6 separate regions of the Homo sapiens genome follow, and regions 2, 3, 4, 5 and 6 are each linked to region 1. A link is a loop called in an ENCODE intact Hi-C map of the cell type or tissue named here. Cell type or tissue: IMR-90. All regions are shown on one strand.

Evidence for each region. Peaks named below come from ENCODE experiments on the same cell type or tissue, not always from the same donor. Only the 100,000 strongest peaks of a DNase experiment are listed, where the experiment ranks them.
Region 2: a loop joins it to region 1, with 7 times the contacts of the local background. A loop is called at or near these places in 37 of 110 quality-filtered maps.
Region 3: a loop joins it to region 1, with 11 times the contacts of the local background. A loop is called at or near these places in 3 of 110 quality-filtered maps.
Region 4: a loop joins it to region 1, with 2.7 times the contacts of the local background. A loop is called at or near these places in 7 of 110 quality-filtered maps.
Region 5: a loop joins it to region 1, with 3 times the contacts of the local background. A loop is called at or near these places in 3 of 110 quality-filtered maps.
Region 6: a loop joins it to region 1, with 4 times the contacts of the local background. A loop is called at or near these places in 11 of 110 quality-filtered maps.

The regions. Positions count from the first base shown.
Region 1 is chr4:53,195,880-53,199,879 of GRCh38, forward strand. The region is part of intron 4 of SCFD2 (sec1 family domain containing 2); the gene reads right to left. Among named protein-coding and RNA genes, the nearest start is that of SCFD2, 170 kb to the right of the region's middle. RefSeq lists an enhancer at 1-3,234. In IMR-90, a CTCF peak has its summit at 1,505 (motif pointing right); a DNase peak (open chromatin) is centred at 1,502; H3K4me3 peaks cover 772 bases; H3K27ac peaks cover 492 bases.
Region 2 is chr4:53,907,091-53,911,090 of GRCh38, forward strand. All of the region lies in intron 1 of LOC124900702 (a long non-coding RNA gene), which reads left to right. Among named protein-coding and RNA genes, the nearest start is that of CHIC2, 160 kb to the right of the region's middle. In IMR-90, a CTCF peak has its summit at 1,734 (motif pointing right); a DNase peak (open chromatin) is centred at 1,761; H3K4me3 peaks cover 512 bases; H3K27ac peaks cover 1,209 bases.
Region 3 is chr4:52,374,567-52,378,566 of GRCh38, forward strand. No RefSeq gene overlaps it. Among named protein-coding and RNA genes, the nearest start is that of USP46, 280 kb to the right of the region's middle. RefSeq lists enhancers at 2,584-3,132, 3,133-3,680. In IMR-90, a CTCF peak has its summit at 1,741 (motif pointing right); no DNase peak of the experiment used is centred here; H3K27me3 peaks cover 878 bases.
Region 4 is chr4:53,457,557-53,461,556 of GRCh38, forward strand. It overlaps FIP1L1 (factor interacting with PAPOLA and CPSF1), which reads left to right. Exons shown (of 18, transcript NM_030917.4): 17 at 1,097-1,234; 18 at 1,746-3,306. The coding sequence ends at 1,893. It overlaps LNX1 (ligand of numb-protein X 1), which reads right to left. Exons shown (of 11, transcript NM_001126328.3): 10 at 3,879-4,000; 11 at 1,745-3,486. The coding sequence ends at 3,351. Among named protein-coding and RNA genes, the nearest start is that of LNX1-AS1, 41 kb to the right of the region's middle. In IMR-90, no CTCF peak of the experiment used is centred here; a DNase peak (open chromatin) is centred at 2,145; H3K27ac peaks cover 846 bases.
Region 5 is chr4:53,474,324-53,478,323 of GRCh38, forward strand. LNX1 (ligand of numb-protein X 1) reads right to left here. Exons shown (of 11, transcript NM_001126328.3): 9 at 2,430-2,658. Among named protein-coding and RNA genes, the nearest start is that of LNX1-AS1, 24 kb to the right of the region's middle. In IMR-90, no CTCF peak of the experiment used is centred here; DNase peaks (open chromatin) are centred at 2,378 and 2,798; H3K27ac peaks cover 2,114 bases.
Region 6 is chr4:53,704,225-53,708,224 of GRCh38, forward strand. All of the region lies in intron 1 of LOC100506444 (a long non-coding RNA gene), which reads left to right. Among named protein-coding and RNA genes, the nearest start is that of LNX1-AS2, 110 kb to the left of the region's middle. RefSeq lists an enhancer at 1,171-1,250. In IMR-90, a CTCF peak has its summit at 2,389 (motif pointing right); a DNase peak (open chromatin) is centred at 2,407; H3K27ac peaks cover 424 bases.

The sequences.
Region 1 (4,000 bases):
AAGACTTAACATCACCATATGTGAAATATCAAATAAATAGCTACTCTAATCTCAAATGGTAATCTTTCCTTTCAGCCTTTCTCATTTTATTGGACCAAATATTTCAAGCCTCATCTGTGTTCTATTACAATCCTAAAGACAACATGATATCTAGGATAGTGTTTATATATAAAAATAATTTTAGATCAGGAGGTGACAGAAACTGATGTCCAGATTCCATTACCCTAAGACTTCATGTAATTACTTTGTCTTTTTAAAAATCCTTAAATGATCATTTTCTCCTTTGGCACAGAGTCTTTTGACTCCTCTTTTGATGCCAACATAGTCTCATCATGAAAATAAATTGAAAGTAGGTGGTCTGGTTAGTCTTCACAATGCTACATTTTAATCAGGCAAAGCAGTGAAAAACATGATTGTCGAAATGCTGGCGTGTCTTCAAACAACAGTGTATGCTGTCCATTTTACTCTCAGTGAAAAAGCTCTTCAAGAGATTTCGATAAAGGTTTCCTTCCTACTTGCAGTCCACATTTGTAATGTTTATATAAGTGGAGGATATAAATCTTTCTCCAATGAACCCCATGGTTTTTAAAGCAGATTCTTGTTATAAACTGCCTGTTTCCGTTTTGCCTGCCTAAGCAAGCCAGGCAAAGACCATTCGCGAGAGACTGGAACTAATTTAATGTGCTCCAGGTTTAAGCCCCTAGCCTCTGCGCCTTTGCAGGGAGATTTTACACAGTGGATTACTGCTGACTTTAACAATGATTCATATGATAAGTGGCTTTTGATTTGTTTTTTAATGTCAGAAAATATGCATTGGCAAAAGAAATGTCATTGAAATCATTTCGTTAAAGCAATATCCATAAAAAGGGGTGGGGGAAGGAGAATTCAACTTTTCATCAAAAAAAAAAAAGTCTAAATCATGCCAATGTCTTGTTCACATAAATTTATAGTTTTACTCAATGCAAAAGAATACAAAGCTATTTAGAGACAGCTAGATTTAAGACTGGATGAACTGCAAGATAGGATTGGTTGAATCGATATACTTTACCACAAAATTGGTTATTATTATTAAAATACCAAAGCCACACGGAAGATAGACAAAAGCATCATTCTTTATCCAGCCTCAAAGACACCCTGTGTGCTTTTTTCAAAGATTCACAATTCCTTGAAACCAACACTAATTAAAACAGAAACACATTCACAAAACCCGGAGTAAGATCCATCATCCCAAAGCATGGCGGGGGAGGAAAATTTCCTCTGTTTAACTCAAAGGAACAGAGCAGCAACAACATTAATTCAAAAGAAAACAAACTGAGAAACAAAAGTATGTATTATACTATTATTCTAGAGTTCTGCATTTAAGAGGCCTGAACTGTTCATCAAAACATACTTTCAAAATGCCAAATGTAATAAGATATGCTTGTCCCCAATCATCTGTTAGTTTCTTCTGGTTTTTCTTGAAGTTCCTTTGAAAGGATTATCCAAAGTCTTACAGTAGGGGGCAGTATTGTAACATCATGCTCACACTTAAAAGGACTCCAGGTCAGCCCAAAAGAGGAAAAAGGGCCATTATTCATAAAGACTTAACTATGTTGGCATAATTACAGAAATTATTACAAAATTTCAGATTTTTTCCCCAAAGCCTAACCTGCTTTCTTACCACCTACCTATAATATTAAGATGTCTTAAACAATAGAAAAAGCAAATGCTTTTTATTGAAAAAGTCTGTCCAACAATCTGATACATGCTGATTGCTGTTTAGCAGTGAAAGAACTATTTATTGAATGTCATATTTCAAAAGCATGAAGACTTCTCCAATTGCAAATATCCAGATGTTCTTTATTGTAAATATGACATTAGAAGATGGCAAAAAAAAAAAAAAAAAAAAGAAATGAATATTTCATCTTGCTCTAAAATGAAATGCAGAGCTGGTTTATAAACACAAGTCAATGTAACCTATGCTAATGAGATGTTAATTTCAAAAATATGGGGTAAAAAAATATTTACAAGTATAAGAATGTCTTCATATTTTCCAGGAATAAACCTTTTCTTTCCATCTGTCTAGGATGGCTCTTGGCTGGCCTGCTAGGAAATATGGAAACTGAAACTATTTGTACTTAATGCTTGGCTTCCAATGACTTAACAAAATTCTGGGAGTTTGCGGACAGGAAAATGCAAAGTCCTCACCATGTCCCAAGATAAAACATATAGATATATAATGGCAATTTTTTTCCATGCATAATGGTGATCCATATGGATTTCTCTTAATTCTGGAAATACGAGTGATTGCAGCTTTTATTTAATAATTGAAAGCCTTAAGGTCACTAAACAAAACAATAATTACTGTATTTGACTTTAAAAGAATCAAACCTCCTATCATCTTAGGCAAGTACTGTTGTTTATCTTCATCTTCAATTTCAACTCAAATTGAGTTGCTTGTTTTCTGCCTGCTGGCTTTAAGGGGACGGGCTGTTATAAATTCAAACAGGATTTTTTTAAATCTAATAATTTCAACTAAAAAATTATATTAAAAGTATTATTTTATAGACACATAATCTAATATTTTAAATGTAAAAAAAGAGATCCTAAGAATACTAAAACCTATGAAATATCATATGAAGCCAGCAATTATTGTAATCATGTTTAAATGCTATAAATTTTCAGTTTCAGTACTTCAAGTTATAGTTTATTCTAGTCTTATTATTATACATTATACTCTCTCTACTTGTCCATTTTTGTTTAAGTTGTTTTGGAGTTGGGGATGTTTTGGTTTTATGCTGTGTGAGTGAATGTGTGTGTGTGTGCATGTGTGTATACATGTGTTCATTTAAAGATCCTATAAGAACCCTCATATGTATACTTCTTGGAGAATATGGACTGCTCCTATGCTTTATCACCCAGGTTTTCTCAACTGTTGTGATAGGTTCCTTTTCAAGACTTAACAGAAAAACTGTGCCTATAATTACCATCAAATTTCCCTCAAATTGAGCTAAACAGCATACATTTGAGTTGCCAAATGGGACATAATTCTTCATAATTACCGTCCAAAAGAGCTTGTGACAGTTACAACAAAGTAATTCACTAATGGAAGAGCACCAGGTATGCATTTTCCTGAAACATCTGTTTGAAATGCTGGGTCATTTGAAGAGTATGTAAAATGCTCCCATCTTCTAATTAGTTTCTCACCAACCAAAATATCACTGCCAAACTTAACTAGTTTGAGGGGCCAAGGTTCTTCTGTAGCAAAGCCAATATAACCACTCAGTCCCTCTAAAGGCAAGCACTTGTTTCATCTCTGAGTGATGGCATTTGTGATGGAAAAGAAGGCAGCATTTCCTTCTAATAATAACATTTTTCCTTATTATTTCATTTCTCCATCATCTGTAGTCAGAAAGCACCCTGACATACTACATAAAATGCTTGCTTATTTTCTTGCTTCTCTCCCTTCTTTATCTATCTGATCGAATGAGAGGGGAGATGATTACAAACAACAGAGTATGAACTTTGGGTTGTGTAGTATAAGAAGAAATACATTTGGTTTTTGTTTCTGGTTCCTGGCAAAGAGCACCAAAAACCTTTAGAATTTCCTGAGTGATAAGAGTATCATTGTTTATTCATAACTAGCTCTTTTTGATTCATAACTAGCTGACTTTATGTTAATAAGGTAACTTAGGGTAGGATCCCTAGATAGCCTCAGGATGGGGCTGGTCATCAGAAAGATCAAGTAATTAGAGGGTTGAAGGGGGTGGGACTTCAGATTGAGCTCTACAAAAACTCCTTAGCAGCAAGACTTGATGAACTTCCCAGCTGGCGAACACATCAACAACATGCTGGAAAGGTGGAATGACCAGAAAGGGCATGGAAGCTACCTGTCCCCGTACAAAATAAGTAGCACTGGGTAGCTTAAACAAGAGAAATCTATTTTCTCAGTTTTAGAAGCTGGAAGTTTGACATCAGGGTGTCAGTATGACCAGGTTCTGGTAAGGGCTCTCTTCCTGCT
Region 2 (4,000 bases), 710 kb after region 1:
CATCAGAGGCTCTTAGCAGGAAGAAAACAACTAAACAGATTCATTTCTTGACTTTCTTCTTTGATAGATATTTTCTTACTCTTAAATATACTTTACTCCTGATAATTTAGAGATCTATCGTTGGTGAGAGGATATCATGAATTATGAGTCCTTGCATTCTTTTTATAAAGGTAATATCCCCGGTTTGATGAGACAGAAATTTGCAATAGCATCTTTGCAGGGCTTTTCAAAGAGTAGTGGGAATGGAAAAGTTCCCTGGGACCCATTTCCTGACTGTTCCATTCGTGCTGATCACGACTTTAACCATGTTTTTCAAGCTGCCAATCAAAGCACACGTTCTATAAAATACAATTCCCTGGTAGGCACAGTGGAGCTAAATATTTGTCCCTAGAACTGTCCTGGGAGAGAAAGGACATAAAGTTGCTGCCACTAGGTTAAAATTTAAGAACAAAATTATAGGAAGCAGACTCCAAACTATTTTCTTAAATTAATTCTTCCTTTTCCAACCAGAACACAATCTCCCCTATTGTCATGTACGCCCTGATGCCTAGTTGGGTACACAGCAAATGTACACACATATCTGATGATTTACTGATGGACTGAATCCTCACAAATATTACATTTAAAGCTTTCAGATCAAATTAAATAATTTGCATTTGGGCAAACAGCCAACAGCACTCTAAACTGTACTCCTAACTAACGTTATTCCCTCCTCTACCTCTTCATCCCTGGTGTTCTCTGCAGACCTTCCAAATACAAACTCACTTTCACAAGAAAAAAAATAACTGCAAAGTATGATTCAGGTCAGCCAAGAAAGGAGGTCATATTAATTTTATTTTTCTTGCTCTGTTTCCCAGGCTGGCATGCAGTGGCATGATCTCGGCTCACCGCAACCTCTGCCTCCCAGGTGCAACTGATTATCCTGCCTCAGCCTCCTGAGTAGCTGGATTACAGGTACCTGCCACTACGACTGGCTAATTTTTGTAGTTTTAGTAAAGATGGGGTTTCACCATGTTGGCCAGGCTGGTCTCAAACTCCTGACCATAGATGATCCACCGCCTTGTCCTCCCAAAGTGCTGGGATTACAGGCATGAGCCACTGCACCCAGCCCATATTAATTTTTAATTTCTGTTTATGCCTATGAAAAATGTATAAGTTGTTCTACAAACAGAAATGCACTTCTCTTGCTAGGGTTGCCTCAATAAATTTAAGCAACGTGGCACTATATTTCCTTTATAAAGCTCCTTCCTACATATCTCACACAACACACAAGAAAGTCATAACCAAATTATTTAAGAAGAATTTCTCAAAACACTAAGACAAAAGCCGTCTCTTCTAAATGAGTAACGTGGAAGGTAATCTTGTTCCCTTACTGCTGACATGTAGCTTTCTGCCTGGGGTTTTATCTTTAACTCCCTGGTAATCCAAACGGAGCAGGAAAACCTCAGACAATAGAGCCTCTTTTTTGCTTTACATCCACTTTTTTGGGGTCGGCACCGAACAACCATCATTAAATGGTTTCTGGCGCAAAGTGGCAGGCTTGGGTAAGCTGAAATGTTTATGACACCAAAATAAAGATGTTCCACACTGCTGAAACCGGGGAGTCACGCAGAGAACAACTGAAATGGAATTACACACCAAGGTTTACTTAACTAGCACGACTTTAACTCGTGTCTGCCTGATACACTTACCAAAGAGAAGTGGCAGAAACCCAGGGTGGACAAAAGAGGGCAGTGTTCACTATGTCTTTCATCTCAGCTCTTCGCTCTTTATCAAATTGCCACTGAGCCAAGAGAAAACTATGTCCAGCATTTCATAACACAGGAAGTGGGGAAGCAGATTAGATATTGGGCTCTGCAGTCACCACAAAATAAGCAGTGTGCTCGTAAAAGTCACTTTTTTCCCTAGACGAAAGCTTAACCATTGGTGAGTTTTGGGGTTTGGTTTCTGTTTTTCAGTATGATCGGCTAAACCTCTCCAGGAAAATAATGGAATATGTAATATTTCTCAAACTATAACAGGTTATAAGGTTTATTTAGTTCAAAGCACTCATTTTTGCAGATGAGGACCAGGTTTCTACATTTGTCAGTGGCTTCTCCTTGTGCTCAGATATCATCAGTATGTGGGGAGGGGAAGACAGACTTCCCTCTTGGAGCTATTTAGAGAATTTTTAGTCATTTCAGAATAGAATCCATGTACGCCCTGTACACAAAAAAATTTAGGTCCCAGAAAGGGAATCTTGTCCCCTGCCCTGGATGTCATCATATTGGGTCGAACTTCATTCACATTCTTTGGGAAAAGCTTATGTGGACATGTCATTGTACCCAATAAAGGATTGCAGCCTCAGCACTCAAAAAGTGCACATTTTGCCCAGGTATCTGTCTATTCTTAGTTATAGATATCTAGTGTCATCTTTTAATAGGGAAAGACTCTTTAATTCTTTTGTAATTCCTGTTGTCCTATACATATTTTTGAGCTCCTGCGATGTATAAGCCTCTGTTGTTAGACATGCAGAAGTGAAAAGGACACAGTTCTAGCCTTTAATAAACTAAGCATCAAATAAGAATCAGATGGCCGGGCGGATCGCTTGAGGTCAGGAGTTCGAGACCAACCTGACCAACATGGAGAAACCCCATCTCTACTAAAAATACAAAATTAGCCGGGCGTGGTGGTACATGCCTGTAATCCCAGCTACTGGGGAGGCTGAGGCGGGAGAATCGCTTGAACCTTGGAGGCGGAGGTTGTGGTGAGCTGAGATCACGCCATTGCACTCCAGCCTGGGCAACAACAGTGAAACTCCGTCTCAGAAAAAAAAAAAAGAATCAGACAAGGCAGAACCAACCTTGTCAGTAACCGTAATACATCAACAACCATAATACAAGGCAGAATGGGGTTGGCTTAGAAGAAAAATACAAATTGCCAAAGAAGAGATTGTATTCATCAGGAGTGGAGAACTGAGGGAAACTTCACAAAAGAGAGAGCTGTGGAGTCGGGTTCATAGAATAGGTGGGCTTCCAGCGGGGTGTGGTGGCTCATAGCTGTAATCCCAGCACTTTGGGAGGCCAAGGTAGGCAGATCACCTGAGGTCGGGAGTTCGAGACCAGCCTGACCAACATGGAGAAACCCCGTCTCTACTAAAAATACAAAATTAGCTGGGTATGGTGGCACATGCCTGTAATCCCAGCTACTCAGGAGGCTGAGGCAAGAGAATCCCTTGAACCCAGGAGGCAGAGGTTGCAGTGAGCCAAGATTGCGCCATTGCACTCCAGCCTGGGCAACAAGAATGAAACTCCGTCTCAAAAAAAAAAAAAAAAAAAAAAAGGTGGGTTTCCAGAGGCACAGGGATGGTGAAGCTGAACAAAGGCAAAGAGGTAGGAGAGTGTGGGCCCAGTGAGCAGCCACGCACTTACACTCGCAAAGGGAAGAGATCAAATAAATGGCTTGAAATGCCAGTGAAAGCCTGCAGAGAGCTTCAACGTCAGGCTGGTGGACTTGATTCCCAAGGCAACCACAGGAAAGCACCAAAGGTTTTTGATGCAAGCAGGAACATGATGGGAGCTAATTTTAGGAAAATTGGTCTGCCATGAAGATGTGGAGCAGATTCAAAGGGAAAGCAGAGACAAGGAGGCCAAGGAAGGCACTGTTAGTGCTTAAACAGATGTAACGAAGTTTTGTGGTAGACACAACCCAAAAGGAAAGACAGGTACAAGTGTAAGACGCACAGTGTTTCAAAGTGTTTTGCCAACAAAGTAAATGTTGAAAAGCGAAGTTATAGCGAGGGAAGACTGAAAAAGTAATTCATAAAAGCACTAAGGGAAGGCTGAAATGCTGGGTGGGGTAAGAAACTCAGGAGTTTGGCCTTGAGTGTGTTGACTTGGATACTTCTACAAAATATAGATGGGGAGATGTCCAAGGAATCGCTGAAAACCAGGACTGGTGCTCAGAGAAAGGTTAGAAGAAGGTCACATTCCAAATCAAGGTATACCTGGCTGATGCTTGA
Region 3 (4,000 bases), 820 kb before region 1:
AGCTGGGACTACAGGCATGCACAACCATGCCCGACTAATTTTTTTGTATTTTTAGTAGAGATGGAGTTTCGCTATGTTGACCAGGCTGGTCTCAAACTCCCGAGCTCAAGTGATCCGCCCGCCTCAGCCTCCCAAAATGCTAGGCTTGCAGGAGTGAGCCAACATGCCTGGCCTCAGTTACTCTTAATCAGGGTGGACTGTGATGCTTCTCCCTGAGATAGAAGCGGATCTGGAGGAAGGCACAGCATTGGAGATATTGACAAGATGGGCAGCTGGTGGAATACAAGAGATATCTGAGCAGGTGAGTATGTGGGCTTGAATTTTAATCCATGAACAGGTGGGAAGTGCAACACACATTGTCATTTCAGTTCCTTCAACTTAAATATGATTCTGATTCACTGTCCTACATCTTAGATCAACTTGTGTAGATGGTAAAGTTCATTGGAATTGACTCACAGTGAAAAGCAAATACTGTTGCTAACTGAATTACGTTGGAGTGCCTACTGAGAATGTGACAGGGAAGGGAGGAGGGAGGAACAGATCTCGAAGCTGCATGGTTCCTGGGATACACAGCGTGATGGACTCGCTCTTGCTGGTAGGAAACTGCATTTTCCCAAAAGGCCCTGACTCTCCAGGGTGAGGTCCTTGGTCTGAAACCCTGAGCAGAAATCCTTGTTCCAGTAGCTGCAGTAGCCCAGGAAGCAGCAGCAGGCCCTGACTTTCTCGTGTTGGGCAGCCTGCTCCGTGGAGTTGGTCTCAGTGGTCTTCCTTCTGCTCTTGCAGCCAAGTTCTTGGGTTCAGGGGTTGGCTTTTAATGGCCTTCCGCCCTGGAAAACGCACCACCCCGGAGAAGCTCTGAACAGAGGCACTTCACAGGCCTGTCTACCCCCAAAAGATGTTTTTTTAACACAGATGGCTTCCAGGGGAAAAGGGCACACAGGCTTTCACCTTGAATCGGGTGCGATTGTGAAGACTGATCCCCAGAGACTTGGCCCTCCCCACCTCCCACCCCCTTCTATCTTCCCTCCACCACCTCATCCCTGGAGGCTCTCTGAGGACCAGTCCAGGCCACACCCTAGCTCTATGGTAGGAAACCCATCAGAGGGTTGCAAAGTGCCTCGCTGTCACCCCAAATTCAGTGCTAAGTGCAGTGCTGGATGCAGTCGCAGACCCTGACATGCTAAGGAGATTGAAGGAAGATTGTGACCCATCACTAGTCCATACCACCAGCAGTGCATGTTGATAATTTCAGAAATCAAATGATCTGGGGAAGCACCATTATAGTATATTGTATTTGTGTGTGTTAAAAAGACCAATTAAGCTGGACGTGGTGTTGCATGCCTGTGGTCCCAGGTACTCAGGAGGCTGAGTGGGAGGATGGCTTGAGCCCAGTAGGTGGAGGCTGCAGTGAGCTATGATCACACAACTGCATTCCAGCCTGGGCAACAGGGCAAGACCCTGTCCCTTAAAAAGTGTTAAAAATTAAAAAATAAAAAAAAAGACCAATAAGCTAAACATGTTTTAAATATCACAATTGCCATTTCTTCATTAAAAAAAAAACCGAGAACCTCAAGTAGTGAAACTTGTCTGACATTGTCTTGTCATCTAGGACACTTGCTTCTCCCTCACCCACCCATCCCTAGAAACTTGTCCATTGATCTCCTGAGTTAAACAGGAAAAAGAAAAAAGAAAAAGAAAAAGAAAAAGAAAGCAATAATTTGACCAGCAGGGGGCAGCAAGAGACAAAAATAAAACAATCGATTTAGCTTCCCCAGCCCCCAACTTTGCCTGAAATTCTAGATTAGAATGGTTTAAATTGGGAAAAGGATGGTGGAGGAGTGGGGATGGAATCCAAACCACAGAATCCAAATTCATAAAGTTAAGTGGATGCAGAACTTGCTAGAACAAGATTTACAGAGGACGATAGCCAGACAGTCATTTTTTTTTTTCTTGAATTCTATGGAAGAAGGCCGCCCAGCAGATATTTAAAGAGAATCTGGCTGTCTTTGACGATGTCCACGAACTCAGTAACATACATGTTATTTGGGAAATATCCTATAGATAAAGATGAAAGAAAGTGGTTCCCTTTGAAAATTCACCCCACCGTGAATTGAAAATGTGGGTCTCACTACGGGGCAGGAGTACCTGGGCAGCTGGGGTGTCTGGCATCCAGCCCTGGGCATCTCAGGACCCACCTGACCAGGTGAGGAGAAGTGGAAGACTCTGGGAAGAAAGATGGGTGGGCCTTGTGGTCCTGGATGGAATCTCTTACTTCCTGATGAATCCTTAATGTGTATTAAAATGTCAACCCTGATACAAAGAAACGTGGACCCTAAGGAAGAGAGTAAGAGGACACAGAGAAGGAAATTGTGGTCGTGGGAGGCTTCCTCATGGGAAATGTTTATTTGGGGTCCTTGGCTGAAATGGTGGAATTAAAAGTCCTGTAGCCTTCAGGACACGTGAGCTTGTGCCTATTACAGGGACTCTGTATTAGTTTCCTAGGGCTGCCATAACAAAAGTACTACCAACAGGGTGGCATGTGACAACAAAAAATTATTCTCTCACGTTCTGGAGGAGAGAAGTCCAAAACCAGTGTGTTGGCAGACCACGTTCCTCCAAAGCCCCTAAAGAAAAATTATTCTGTATTAGTCTGTTTTCAAACTGATATAAAGTACTACCTGAGGGCGCGGGGCCAGGATGGGTGGGTGACTAGAAACAGCCCTGATCGGAGGTTCCATCAAAAAGAAATATAATAAGTGTGTGAGTGCTTCACTGGCAACCAGGGTATCCAGGTTCTCTCATCAGAACTGACTAGGCGGCTGGAGTGATCCACGGAGAGGAAGGAAGAGCAGTGTTGTGTGGTGGCCCACTTAAGAGCCTCCCAGGGCCGGGGAGTGCCCACCCCCGCCAGCCAAGGGAGGCAGTGAGTGAGCTGCTACCCGGCTGGGGAAACAGTGATTTTTCCATGGAACTGCCCAACTCATGGATCGGAAGATCCCACTTGGGAACCCACACCACTAGGGCCTAGCATCCCCACCTCAGACCCTCGCAGATTCTCATCAGCCTCTCAGCTGGAATCTGCTTAAGCCTACGGAGTTTGGAGCTCGGCGGTCGGGGGGTGGTGGTGCGGAGGAGTGACCAGCACCACAGCTGTGGCTACCTGCTGTCTAAGCCCTTTGAGCTCCTCGGGGGAGGGGCAGCAGCCAGCACTGGGACTCACAACAGCCTAACACGCTAACCTTCCTGCGCTGGGGAAGGACAGCCTCCATCTCTATAGCTCCAGGCTGTGCTTTTCTCCTGCTGGAGCCAGGGAGGCTGGACAGCTTGGTCCCAAGATGTATCCCCCACAGCCCAACACATCAGCTGTGGCAGACTGTGGCCAGAGGTTTCTTCAGGCCTGACCCTGACTCATCCTTCCTCACTGGGTGGGGGTTCCCTGCAGGAACTCCAATAACTCCAGCCAAAGACTCAGGGACAGAACCTAGATCTCCCTGGGCCTGAGCCCCTAGCGGAAGGGGTGGCTGCAGTCTCTGTGGACCAGCAGACTTAGCCTTTCCTCCTGGTAGTTCTGAAGGATCCAGGCAGCCCAGATGAATGGGTTTCCCCCCAGCGAAGCACACCCCTTCCACCAAGGGATAGTCAAAGTGCTTCATTAAATGGGTCTTGTTCCCCATGCAACCCAACTGGTGACATTCTAAAAAAGGGATGTCAGACACCCTATACAGGAGCGATCCTATTGGCATCAGGTCAGTGCCCTTCAAGGTCAGAGATGCCAGCAGAAGGAGCAGACATGCATCTTTGCTGTTCTCCAGCCTCTTGAGTGACATCTCTAGGTGTGGAAGTGAACCAGACCAATAGGGCCTGAAGTGAACCCCCAGCAAACAACAGCAGCCGTACAGAAGAGGGACCTGACCATTGAAAGAAAAAGAAACAAACAGAAAGCAACAACAGCAGCATCAACAACAATAACAAAAAAAAAAAACCCATAAAAACCCCATCC
Region 4 (4,000 bases), 260 kb after region 1:
GCTGACATGTCTTTTAAAACATGGCTTATAGTTGTCACCTGACTATGTTAAACCCTGAGATTCCTTACCATCTTGATGTTTCATACAAATTACTACTTTCATAATTCATATTAAACACTTCTAGAAATCAAAGCTCTTCAGCATATTCTTCTAAAAGATTATTTTATTCTAAGTGAATTTACTGATGTTAAGTTGTAGAAAGTGTTGACTTCTATGCTAAACATAAAAAAAGAAAAAGGAAGAAATAAGAGACTTGAAGGATAAAGAGAAAGATGGAAAGAGAATGTCAGTTAAAGGACATGAAAGGAAAAGAAGTCTAGGGAGGTAAAGAAAGACCACCCTCTAACTCTAGCCATTAGTCTCAGTTTCACCAGTCTGTGTAATTCAATCCAAAATCAGAAAATGGAGATGCAGCTTCTATTTATGCAGTTGAAATTATTAGCCATGTAGCCCCCCTGCCCACACAGATGTAATTAGGATGTCAGAATGCAGGTATGTCCAATCTGCATTTTGTATGGATGCTGTAGAAGTTGCTTTGATGTCTCTGTTCTTTATTTTTATACTTCTCTATTTGATGAATATTTAGTAATAAACCTAAAGTTTAAAAACTTATTTGCTTTCTGTTTTGTAGTAATTGTGAGTCGTGTATTTTTATAATGTTAAACGTATGTCCAAGACTTTCCAAGAATATTGATTAGAAATCTGAGATATACAAATACTATTTTAATTCTAAAAGGAGCAAAAATTTTAAAAGCTGATAACAATTTAAATCAGTTGCAGATCTCACTTTTTCAAGAAATGAAAAAACCAAAGCATTGTTATATTAAATCTTTTTAACAGCTATGAAAGCACAGAACAAAATTGGTCATTTAACATGTGTAATTATTATATATTTATATTCTTAGCTCTAGTGCTATTTTGAGAACAAGCATTATTTTCCTCTCAATTCAACGAATATTTCTTCCTCACTAATGTTATAAAAGATGCTAATGTGAGGATTTTGGATTTGGACTGCAGATCACATCTCTTTTACAGTTTGAATCCATTCAGAATTAATGGTCCAGTTGTCAAGAAAACATTTCTATTTCAATTTCAGCGATGAAGAACGATACAGATACAGGGAATATGCAGAAAGAGGTTATGAGCGTCACAGAGCAAGTCGAGAAAAAGAAGAACGACATAGAGAAAGACGACACAGGGAGAAAGAGGAAACCAGACATAAGTCTTCTCGAAGGTTTGCTCTTTAATAAAATAGTGAACCAATAGTATGTGAGAGATTTTGACTTACTACATTGTCGCATTGGAAGAGGGGAAATTTTGGCCTATGAACCAGTCTTGCTTGGTTTCATTAAAGAAAAATTCAGGGCCTTGTCTCAAATTTTTTTAAAAAAGCATTAAACAAAATACCTATTGTTTGCCAAAAATCAACCCTATACAGTATTTCCGGTTTTGAGTTAATGCCTGTTTCTAATTTGTTACTGTATATTATAATATGCATTTCAGAAGCTGTGTATAGGCACTGGGAATCTGAGATAATATCAGTGAAGATGGCCCTATAAAATAAATACAATCCCTGCATAAAAGTCACATAAAACTGATTATTCCTCACATTATATTTATGAGAAAATGCATTAGATTATTTTAAACCCAGTGTTATATTGAGAATTTCCTTAGAGTGATTGGATTTTTGTCACTGATTGTGTATTTAAACAGAACACACCTTTTTTTTTTTTTTTTTTTTCCAGTAATAGTAGACGTCGCCATGAAAGTGAAGAAGGAGATAGTCACAGGAGACACAAACACAAAAAATCTAAAAGAAGCAAAGAAGGAAAAGAAGCGGGCAGTGAGCCTGCCCCTGAACAGGAGAGCACCGAAGCTACACCTGCAGAATAGGCATGGTTTTGGCCTTTTGTGTATATTAGTACCAGAAGTAGATACTATAAATCTTGTTATTTTTCTGGATAATGTTTAAGAAATTTACCTTAAATCTTGTTCTGTTTGTTAGTATGAAAAGTTAACTTTTTTTCCAAAATAAAAGAGTGAATTTTTCATGTTAAGTTAAAAATCTTTGTCTTGTACTATTTCAAAAATAAAAAGACAGCAATGACTTTATATCCAAGAAAGGAATGTGAATGAGTCACTTAACAGGGAATCTAAAGAGCTGTGTTAGCTGTGTACATACACAGATTATCTGAGAAAAGGTCAAGGGTTCCACTTGGGCCACAGTTTTTTTGTTAATCAAACACCACTCTCTTAAGAGGCTGCATCACAAAAGGCAACAAAGGGCCCCTCTAAGGCTTGAGATTAAAACTAGTCTTTATCATTACTGCTGTGACACTCTTGCTTAGTATATTAAGAGACTCATACATTTTTGATATCACAACTTTTTGATGGCTTTTCAATATTCTAAATTTGGGTTCCTGGTGAAACCAAATGGGGTACACTTTCATATCCAAATTAATAAAACCTATAAGGCATCTGGGTGGCCTCTATGAAATAAATTAATTAATTACCCATAGTGTAGTTTCTAGGAGGCATGTGTACACACACTCTTCATTGTGGCACAAATTTAAATCGCCTCATGACCATGTCTGTGAGCCAGGGTCAAGCTGGTTTGGCCTTCTTGATGCATTTTCCAAGGCCCACTGGTGGAGCAGCATGAGTTTTTATACAGTTACTAACGATTGTGGAAAAAAAGAGCTTTAGCCATTTCTTACTAAAAACAAAACAAGTTTATAATTAATTCTCTGAGCGAGCATTTTTAGGGATAAGCCTAGGAGGTATTCATCGGTGATGGTAACAAATAACATGGTATTTGAAAGAATAAATTACTAGGATCTTTTAAATAGTGATAATACAAAAGTAATCTTAATTAGTATCACATACTAAAAGACAACTATAACTTCTGAAAAATATTTATTCTTGTTTGATGAAAGCAACGTTTCTCAGCAATGCATTTTAAAAAATATTTTAGCTGTAAATTAAAAATGGCCATAATGTACCCTTGGCAGACTTCAGCATATACCAAATTTTAAATTTAAATCAGCTTGAATTCAGTGGGGTATACAAATCATTTTAGTTGTTTTAGGGCTTTTTATTGAATAGAAAAAATATAAACAATGTTGTAGAGTAATGAGAAATCCTCCACACTGAAAAAAAACTAGTAGTTTTAATTTTTTTGGAATCATATTTTCTGAGGTGTAACTGGCTTTCATTAGATGATCATACTTTTCCTGACATTTTTACAATGTATTCTTTCTTTAAATATAAAAACTGACAAGATAAATATAGTGTTTCAACTTCTTAGCCTATTTGTGATTTTTCTGTTTTCCTCTGACCCATCATTGATTCTATAAAAAAGTGCCAGGCCAAGAAACAATAGTTAGAGTAATTCTTCCTTTAAGTTCTTTCAGCAGTCTTGCCAAGCAAGCATGTATCATTCCTGATGTACTTCTACCATTGACAGCAAGAAGAATATCACCACATCTAAAAAAAAAAACAAAACAAGATATGATTAGTATTTTAATTCGTTGCTGAAGTTAATGCAAGTTTATCTTAGTGGTGCTAGATTTTGCTACATCTGACCATTTTAATTATGTTAACTTCTAATTGAGATATTTCTTGCCTCTTATTTACATTCTCCAAACTCACTATCCATTCAGCTTGTGTTAGAAGGAATGCTAAAAGTATGGGGAGTTGTAGTATGGGACCAAGAATATGTGTAATTATTTTGGATTTCTCAGAAGTTGAATGCTACGTACATACTTTTAATCCCCACAAAGTATAATAAATACATGCCTTATCTCAAATGGGGCCAAGCTTTGGCATTTATGAAACAACATTTAATACAAGTATTTTTGATTAGTCATTATTATTACCTAATTCTTCCATCATTGTATGCTGGTGTTCCTTCAACAATGGATTTGATGAAAAAAGGTTTGTTTCCATTGTATTCTTCATAACCTCCTACAATGCAGAAGCCCAGACTTCCAGCTGTGTT
Region 5 (4,000 bases), 280 kb after region 1:
CCAACCCAACACCTGGTTTTATAAGTAAAATTTTATTGGAACACAGCCTTCCTCATTCATTCATGTATTGCCTGTGGCTGCTCTCACACCACAACAGCAGAAATGAGTAATTGCCACAGAGACTGCGTGGCCCTCAAAGCCTAAACTATCAGGCCCTTTTTAGAAAAGATTTGCCAACCTCTGACATAGAATACACAAGAAATTGATAATGGTGATCACCTTTATTGAATGAATCTGAAGGGAGGGAGACTTACTTTTTGTTCTCTTTACATTCTTTGGTGCATTCTGAATTTTCTACCATGTTTATTCTGTTACTACAGGGAGAGGATGGAATGAAAGAAACCAGGAATCTCCAGGGTTCTGAAAATCAGTGTTGTCTATGCCGGGATATCATGCTTCCTTACCACTGTCCATTTAGAGGAAATGAGCAAAGTGCAGACTCTACTTCTTCTTTTTTTTTTGAGACAGAGTCTCTCTCTGTCACCCAGGCTGGAGTGCAGTGGCGCGATCTCAGCTCACTGCAACCTCCGCCTCCTGGGTTCAAGCAATTCTCATGCCTCAGCCTCCCGAGTAGCTGGGACTACAGGCGTGTGCCACCACGCTTGGCTAATTTTTTGTATTTTTAGTAGAGATGCGGTTTTGCCATGTTGGCCAGGCTGGTCTTGAACTCCTGGTCTCAAGTGATCCACTCACCTTAGCCTCCCAAACTGCTGGGATTACAGGCATGAGCCACCACACCCAGCCCAGACTACTTCCAGCAAAAGTAGAGAAGTGCCATGCCCAAGGGCAAATGACAAAAGGTAGAGGGGAAGAAAGACATTCGCTTGGTTGTATTTGGAGCAAAAAGCACCTCACATTGTCCTCTCTTACACAAATGAATAATGAAGGACTTTGATTACATGACAGAATAGCTTTCAAACACAAAAAACAAAATAATTTTAATAGATCCTAGTTTCAGAAAGATTTTTAAAAATAAAACTTTAAAGTCATACTCTCTACTTTCACTCAGGCTCAGTTCTAAAATGTCTAAAGGGTTTTAAACTGACTCAACGCTCAGATTTTAACTGTTTAAGGACTTTTGAAAATGTACTGATTTAGAAAATAATTTATCAACTAGTGAAGGCTCAAAAAGGAATCTAGTTAATTTTGTATTTGAGGCAGGGTTTTGTTTTTCTTAAAAAACTCATTTGAAATGTAAAAAGAGAGAGAGACTTATCTCCACCCTCAAGAAAAACGTACTAAAACTAAACGTCTCACTTTCATTTTTCCATATTTAGTCCTATGCTAGTATATCTTCAGTGATGCTAATATTTAGCATTATTCACACATTGGAACAGCAAGATAATCATCTGAAGGCCAACAGTTTATGCTCTCATGCAGGTGAGCAAACACCAACTTGTCTGTTCTTTGAATAGTTCTGTACTGGCCATTTTGTAGGGCTGACCCCAAATTCTTCCCTGAAGTAATTAAGTGAGACAAGTAATTACGTCACTGTAAGGCTCTAAAATGTCACTAAAATGACAACCCAGCTACTTCCTGAAGTTTTACACAAGAACTCCTCAGGAGCAGGCCCTAAGGAGAGATGATCTAAGAAATGTCTCCAAACAAAAGGTGCTTAAACATCTTAGCAAAGGCGAAGTGCTCTGGGGCATTGTTTTATGTGCAGCCAAGGCCACTCAAAAGATAAAACTGGCTGGACATGGTGGCTCACACCTGTAATCCCAGCACTTTGCCAGGCCGAGGCAGGCAGATTGATTGAAGTCAGGAGTTTGAGACCAGCCTGGGCAACATGGTGAATCCCCGTCTCTACTAGAAATACAAAAATGAGCTGGGCGTGGTGGTGTGTGCCTGTAATCCCAGCTACTTGGGGAGGCTGAGGTAGGAGAATCATTTGAACCCAGGAGGCCAAGGTTGCAGTGAGCCGAGATTGCACCACTGCACTCTAGCCTGGGTGACAGAGCAAGACTCTATATAAAAATAAAATAAAATAAAGCCACAGAAGGCAGTCAGCCTCCCTGCAAGATCCCAGGGCTGCCACTAGCAGATTAGGCGAAGGTGAACCTTCTCCTAGGCAGTGCAACTCAGCTCCAAGGGGTGTAAACACAGGCTGGGTCTCTGCCCCCTCTGCCTGTCTGTGGAGCTCTCTGCTGCATGAACAACCTACACAGCTGTACATGGCAGTCCTGTGAGCTCCTCAACCTGAACGCCAAACAGTATTTCCACATCCAGGCTTTTGTCTTTGCCCTAGAATGTCCGCATGCATTTTCAGTTACAAATGGGAAGAGAGAATTATTTCACAGTCCCACAACCAAGACTGGGTCTAATTAAGATGCTAGTGCCATGAATCAGCCCTAGAGAGTGAAAGAGTGGTTTAAGAAATGTAATCGTTTTCTCCCACGCCCCTACAGGGATGTTGTGTTTGGACTTACCGTGGTAATTCCAGCCACATGACCCAGGATGGGGACCAGTCACTGGGTGGGGCCATGTTGTGGTTGGAGTCCAGGGCTGCTGGGCTGCTGCAGTCTTCCTGGGGCTCATACTCTTTGACTTCCAAAGCTTTGAGTACTATCGAGGATGATGTTCTTTTCAATAATGCCACTGCCTCACTCCGGCTGACCTCTGTCAGTTCGACCCCATCCACATTCAACAAAATGTCACCTGATGGCCAGAGAAGCAGAAGCTATCTTTAGTGAGAGCACAAACAGGGACTTCTGCTTAAAGTGCAAGGGGATAGGGGCTGACTGGGATTGCAGGGATGCAGAGAGGGCAAAGGTTTTCTTTGTTGACGGGAGGCTGGGTGCTCACATAGCAAATGGTAAACAGTGTGTGCATTCCAAGGTGCTGTTAAGACTTGTTTGGGGTTTTCTAAAGCACAGCTATCGGTGTTTTACACAAGAATACCGCTGAAGGAAGGAAGGAAGGGAGTGAGAGAGGAAAATTAGTCTTGTTCACTATTTAATCAAAGAAAACCTACTTTTTCACTCTTTTGTTTCTTGTTTTTAGCATAAAGTAGGAGGATTTGGCAAAAGCTCCAGCATTTGCACGGAGCCAGGCATGTAGTAGGCCTCCAGTAAATATGGATTGAATGAAAAGAAACTACCCATGAGAGTGTCTGGCAGAGGAGTCTTGGAGCTGCACTCTTAAAGAAGCAGAAAGAAAAACATTTTCATTGCTAAGGTGAAAATAGCTACTATTGGTTAAGCGCCTACTATGTGCAGGATCATTTCCATATAGATCATATAATCCTCTAGCTTATGTTCTGTTAACAAGTCATTTGTTAACAAGCCACTTTGTTTGGCCTCATCATTTTCCACCCAGATGTTTTGCAGAAAAGAGAAATTAAAATATACATCTCCCCTATTTCCATTTTCTATTTTTTTATCTTCATCCTGTTTTTTTCTGTCCCCTTTTGCTTAACTTTCTTATACAGAATAACCACAGCAAGAGCAAAAAGACAGGAGGAGAAAAAAGAGAAAGGCCTTGAGTCCTTTCTGACCCGAAAGAAGCATCTTTCAGACAGCTGACTAAATCTCTTAAGATACCATCCCCCTGTGGCTCCTCAGGCTCAGCAGCTGTACTTGGGAAACTTCACAGTTTATCTCTTGAACCTGGACTTTTAAATGGCATAATTCCTCACCCATCTGAGCTACCTACCCTCTTGAATGAATTGACAATATTATTAAGGATACATATTTGTAGAGGCAAATTTGATATCATCTTCCTTTATTTACTCAAAGTAGCCCAGAATACATGAGCTTAAAGTAGTGAAATAATTTTCACTCTGGGAAAGTATCCAGCATGATACTTTCACTTAATGAGTATTCATTGAATCAAATCTATCAAATGACTTTTTCTATCTAACCCATATAATTGAATAATTCATGAATTATTTCATGAATTCCACCACCGGATCAACCCACTAAAGAACCACTTAGAATGAATGGAACTACATTATGCCATTTAATAGAGGTAACTTGCTCATAACTGTAGCAGTTCTCTA
Region 6 (4,000 bases), 510 kb after region 1:
AGATACCAGAGGTATATGTGCAGGTTCGTTATGTGGGAATATTGCATGAGGCTGAGGTTTGGAGTATGGATCCTGTCACTTATGTAGTGAGCATAGTACCCGATAAATAGTTAATTGCTGCCCCCCATCCCCCACTGTCTAGTAGTCCACAGTATCCATTGTTCCCATATTTATGTCCATGTGTGCTCAGTGTTTAGCTCCCACTTATAAATTTGGTTTTCTGTTTCTACATTAATTTGCTTAAGATTATGGCATCCAGCTGCATACATGTTGCTGCAAAGGACATGATTTCATTCTTTTTTATGGCTGCATAGTATTCCAAATGTGTGTATATACCACATTTTCTTTATGCAGTCTTACCACTGTTGGGCACGTGGGTTGGTTCCAAGTCTTTGTTATTGTGAATAGCACAGCGGTGAACATACAAGTGCATGTGTCTTTTTGGAAGAATAATTTTGTTTTCTTTGGGCATATTTTCCTTTGAGCAAGCCCAGTAATGGGATTGCAGGGTTGAATGGAACTAGAAGTCCTACCAACTTACAGGAGGGAAGATGGGAAGGAACGGAAGCAATATGGAGAGCTTTGAGGATCCGTGGAACAAGAGGATACTTCAGAAAGACCCACACTCAGGCAAGGGGCTGGAGCCAGGCTGTGGTGACCCAGCAAGGGGCTAATGGAGCCTGGGAAACCCTGGCATGCTGAGGAGTTTAGTTCAGATCCACATTCTCTTCACTCTGGGGGCTCCTGTGAGACTGGCTCTCAAATGAAGCCCCCGGGGCTGAGTCGGCTTTCCCTTTGGACCAAGTCAAAGCCTTCCTTTATCTTTAGAAAAAAGTCTTACTCCTGTGGGGTTCCCCTGGTTTTATTGTCTATTCACTTGTTTTATTCATCCACCCGTGTCCATTCATTCTAGAAACATTTCGTGAGCATCCACTATGTGCTAATACTAGGTACCAGGGTTACAGAAATGAATTTTAAATGTAATGGAATATGGTCCCGGCCTTCCAGGAGTTCGTACTGTAACATAGGAGAGAGAGAAGTAGTTATGCTGCAGGATGATAAGGCCAGCTATGAATGTAACTGCAGGCTTGGAAAGCCCCTGAGCTGGTTGGCCTGCCAGGTGCTGAGGAAGTGTGAGTGCCCACCTGTTCCTGTGCAGAGGGAAGGAGGGTGAATGTCCACAGAGACCTCCAGAAGAGATTGCTGGTGGATGCTTACTTCCTTCTCTTGAGCTTCCTTCTCTGTGAAAAGATCTCCACTAGAGGAAACTGGCCACTGTTTACCTCTTTTACTCATCTCCCCAGGAGATGAGGAATGGCTTATCTGATTGGAGAGTTAGTTCCAGAGAGGGAGCTAGGACAGAGTGGCTCTGGTTTTTCCCTGGTGGAGATCATTTCCTTCTACTGCTCTGTGTCATAAACTTTACAGAGGTTGGCTGTGGCCAGGAAGGTGCTGCTTGTAGCCCAGTGAATGAGTTTAGTTCAAGAGAAGATATTGAAACGTCCACCTAGCTAAGATATTGAAAGCCACATTCTCCAGCCTGACTTTTATCAATATTGTCGATTTGGATCTTCATTTGCCTGATTCCTGTAACAGAGACAAAATGTACTGTTTATTGGACTCCCTCAAACTCCGTCATACATGACACTTATGTGTGTGACAGGGATGGACTCAGCTCTCTGCCTGACTGGGAGTCATCTACATCCCTTGTGCTAAGCTCTGCAGAGAGAGGAGGCACATTTTCAGGGACTTCCCTGCCTCATTCCTTGCTTGAAAGCTTCCTTCTGACCCCACTCTGCAGCAAGAAAGGAAAAAGAACTTCCAGGATGAAAACAGAAAATCTGGATCGTCCCTTTTTCAGAGTCTGTGGCAGTTCTACAAAGGTCCATGAATAGTCTTTGGTCTGAGCCTGGAATGCCCACTGATGTCCCAGATAAGACTCTGCCTGGCTGCCTGCTGTCCTCTAGGGCTGTCTTTATTTTGGAAGGGGCCCTTCTGTCAATGTGTTCTGGCTTGGCTTTCAGGAACACCTTTGCCCTGTTGTTTCTGATGCTTGACTTCCCGTGGACTGAACTTGGGATCGTATTTTTCCCTAGAAGAATATGCTGTAACCGTATTATCCTGTAACCCTTAGAAGGCAGGTCAGGATTACTGCCCCTTTTTTCTCAGAAGACAGATTACTAAGATGCCAAAAGGGACCTAAGGTAGGGAAACACCCAAACAGGATTGGCAAAAACCCAGAGGGCCCCATGTATACATCCCTTAGTATTCTCGCATCAGACAATGCCATTTTCGCCTTCATTCTATCAGCTGGTTCCTCAACAGCTAACTGGGCTGGTTCTTTTCTCCCAAATTGGACACCAAAAGCTTCAGAGTAAGCAATAGCCCAGTAGAGGGAGCTGTGTTAAACAAGATTTCCAAGCTAAAGGGTAAAATACAATCAGCCAAGCAGGTAGCCCTGTGTATAATTCGGAAACTTGTATGTTAATGGATGGTTGCCTATTCGAAAGCTCTGAGCCAGAACACAGCTTTTGCAAGGTGGTGCCTTGCGTTTTGTGGGTTGCTCAGGATCATGCATCTTGCTTCCATCAGCAGAGCATGATCTTGGCTCCACATGGCAATTCCATGGTTAGACAGGTTTGTAGCTTCCACAGGTAGCCTTGGCTCTGGGAGCGGGAGGGAAGTGGGCAGGGTCCTCTGACCTTGCACATACCAGGCAGCGCTCATGCTCACGGTCTCAGGAGATAGATTCTGTGTCACAGAAACCTATAACTTAGGGGAGTTATTAGTGACAAGCTTTGAGGGCTCTGGCTAGGAAGGAGATGCAGTGAAAGGAGAATCTTTCACAAATATTTGGAGCTTCTGTTCACCTAACTCATCTAGCTGCCCGTGGGGTCTCAGACTGGGCTAAGTTCAAATCTAGGGCAGCCCTTGGTACAATTTCATTGAATAAACCTCTGTGATCAAGAGAATTATGAAATGTGGAAAATATCAAGGAAAGCAACATGTACTGTGTGCGTGTGTGTGTGTGTGTGCATGCTTTGGTGTGTGTTTGAGTTTGCCTGAGAACAGGAGTTTCCACAATTAATCTTGGATCATGAAAGATATCTATGGCAGAGATAAGAGAGCTAGCAAACTAGCATCCTTAAGGACTCAGCAGATGCCTACAGGTTAAAAATTCATGCAGACCTGTTGGGAAATAAGAGAGAAATGAGATGGTACGTGAGGTGACTTTACTATGTGCATTTGTTTGCTGGGGCCTGTCGTCACAAAATACCACAGATTGGGAGGCTGAAACAACAGATATTTACTTTCTCACAGTTCTGAAGGCTGGAAGTCCAAGACCAAAGTGCCTGTTGGTTTCTTCTGAGGCCTCTCAGTTGGCTTGTAGATGGCTGACCTCTTGCTGCCTCTTTGAGGTCATCCCTCTGTGCACACCAGCCCTGGCATCTTTCTCTTCTTATAAGGACACAGTCATATTGGATTAATGCCCCACCCTAATGACCTCAGCGTAATCACTTCCTTAGACCTTTTCTCCAAGTATGGTTACATTCTGGAATATGCCGGCTGGGGAGGGGTGGGGTGGGTTGGAACTTCAACACATGAATTTTGGGGGAAACAGATTCAGCCCATAACACTGTGTATGTCTATGGGGACAAAGAATTGTACTGATTAAGGTAAATTATGTTAGTTGTTATAACTGATAAATTCTGAAGTCTTAGAGCATAATACAAACAAAATCTATTTTTCACTCCCATGAAAGTCCATTTCAATCGGCCAGTCTATGGCTGTAGAAAATGCAGTCATTCCCAGACCTACCTGCCATCTTCAACACATGTTGTGTCCATGGATATTTTGAAAGGAGAAGTCAGAAGGAAAGTATGGACAAGGCAAAAGACTCTCAATGGCCTTCACCCAGAAGTGACACATTACTTCCACTTACACTGCATCAGCAGGAGCTGGTCTTATGCATGCATCTAGAGGAAAGGGGTCTGGGCAA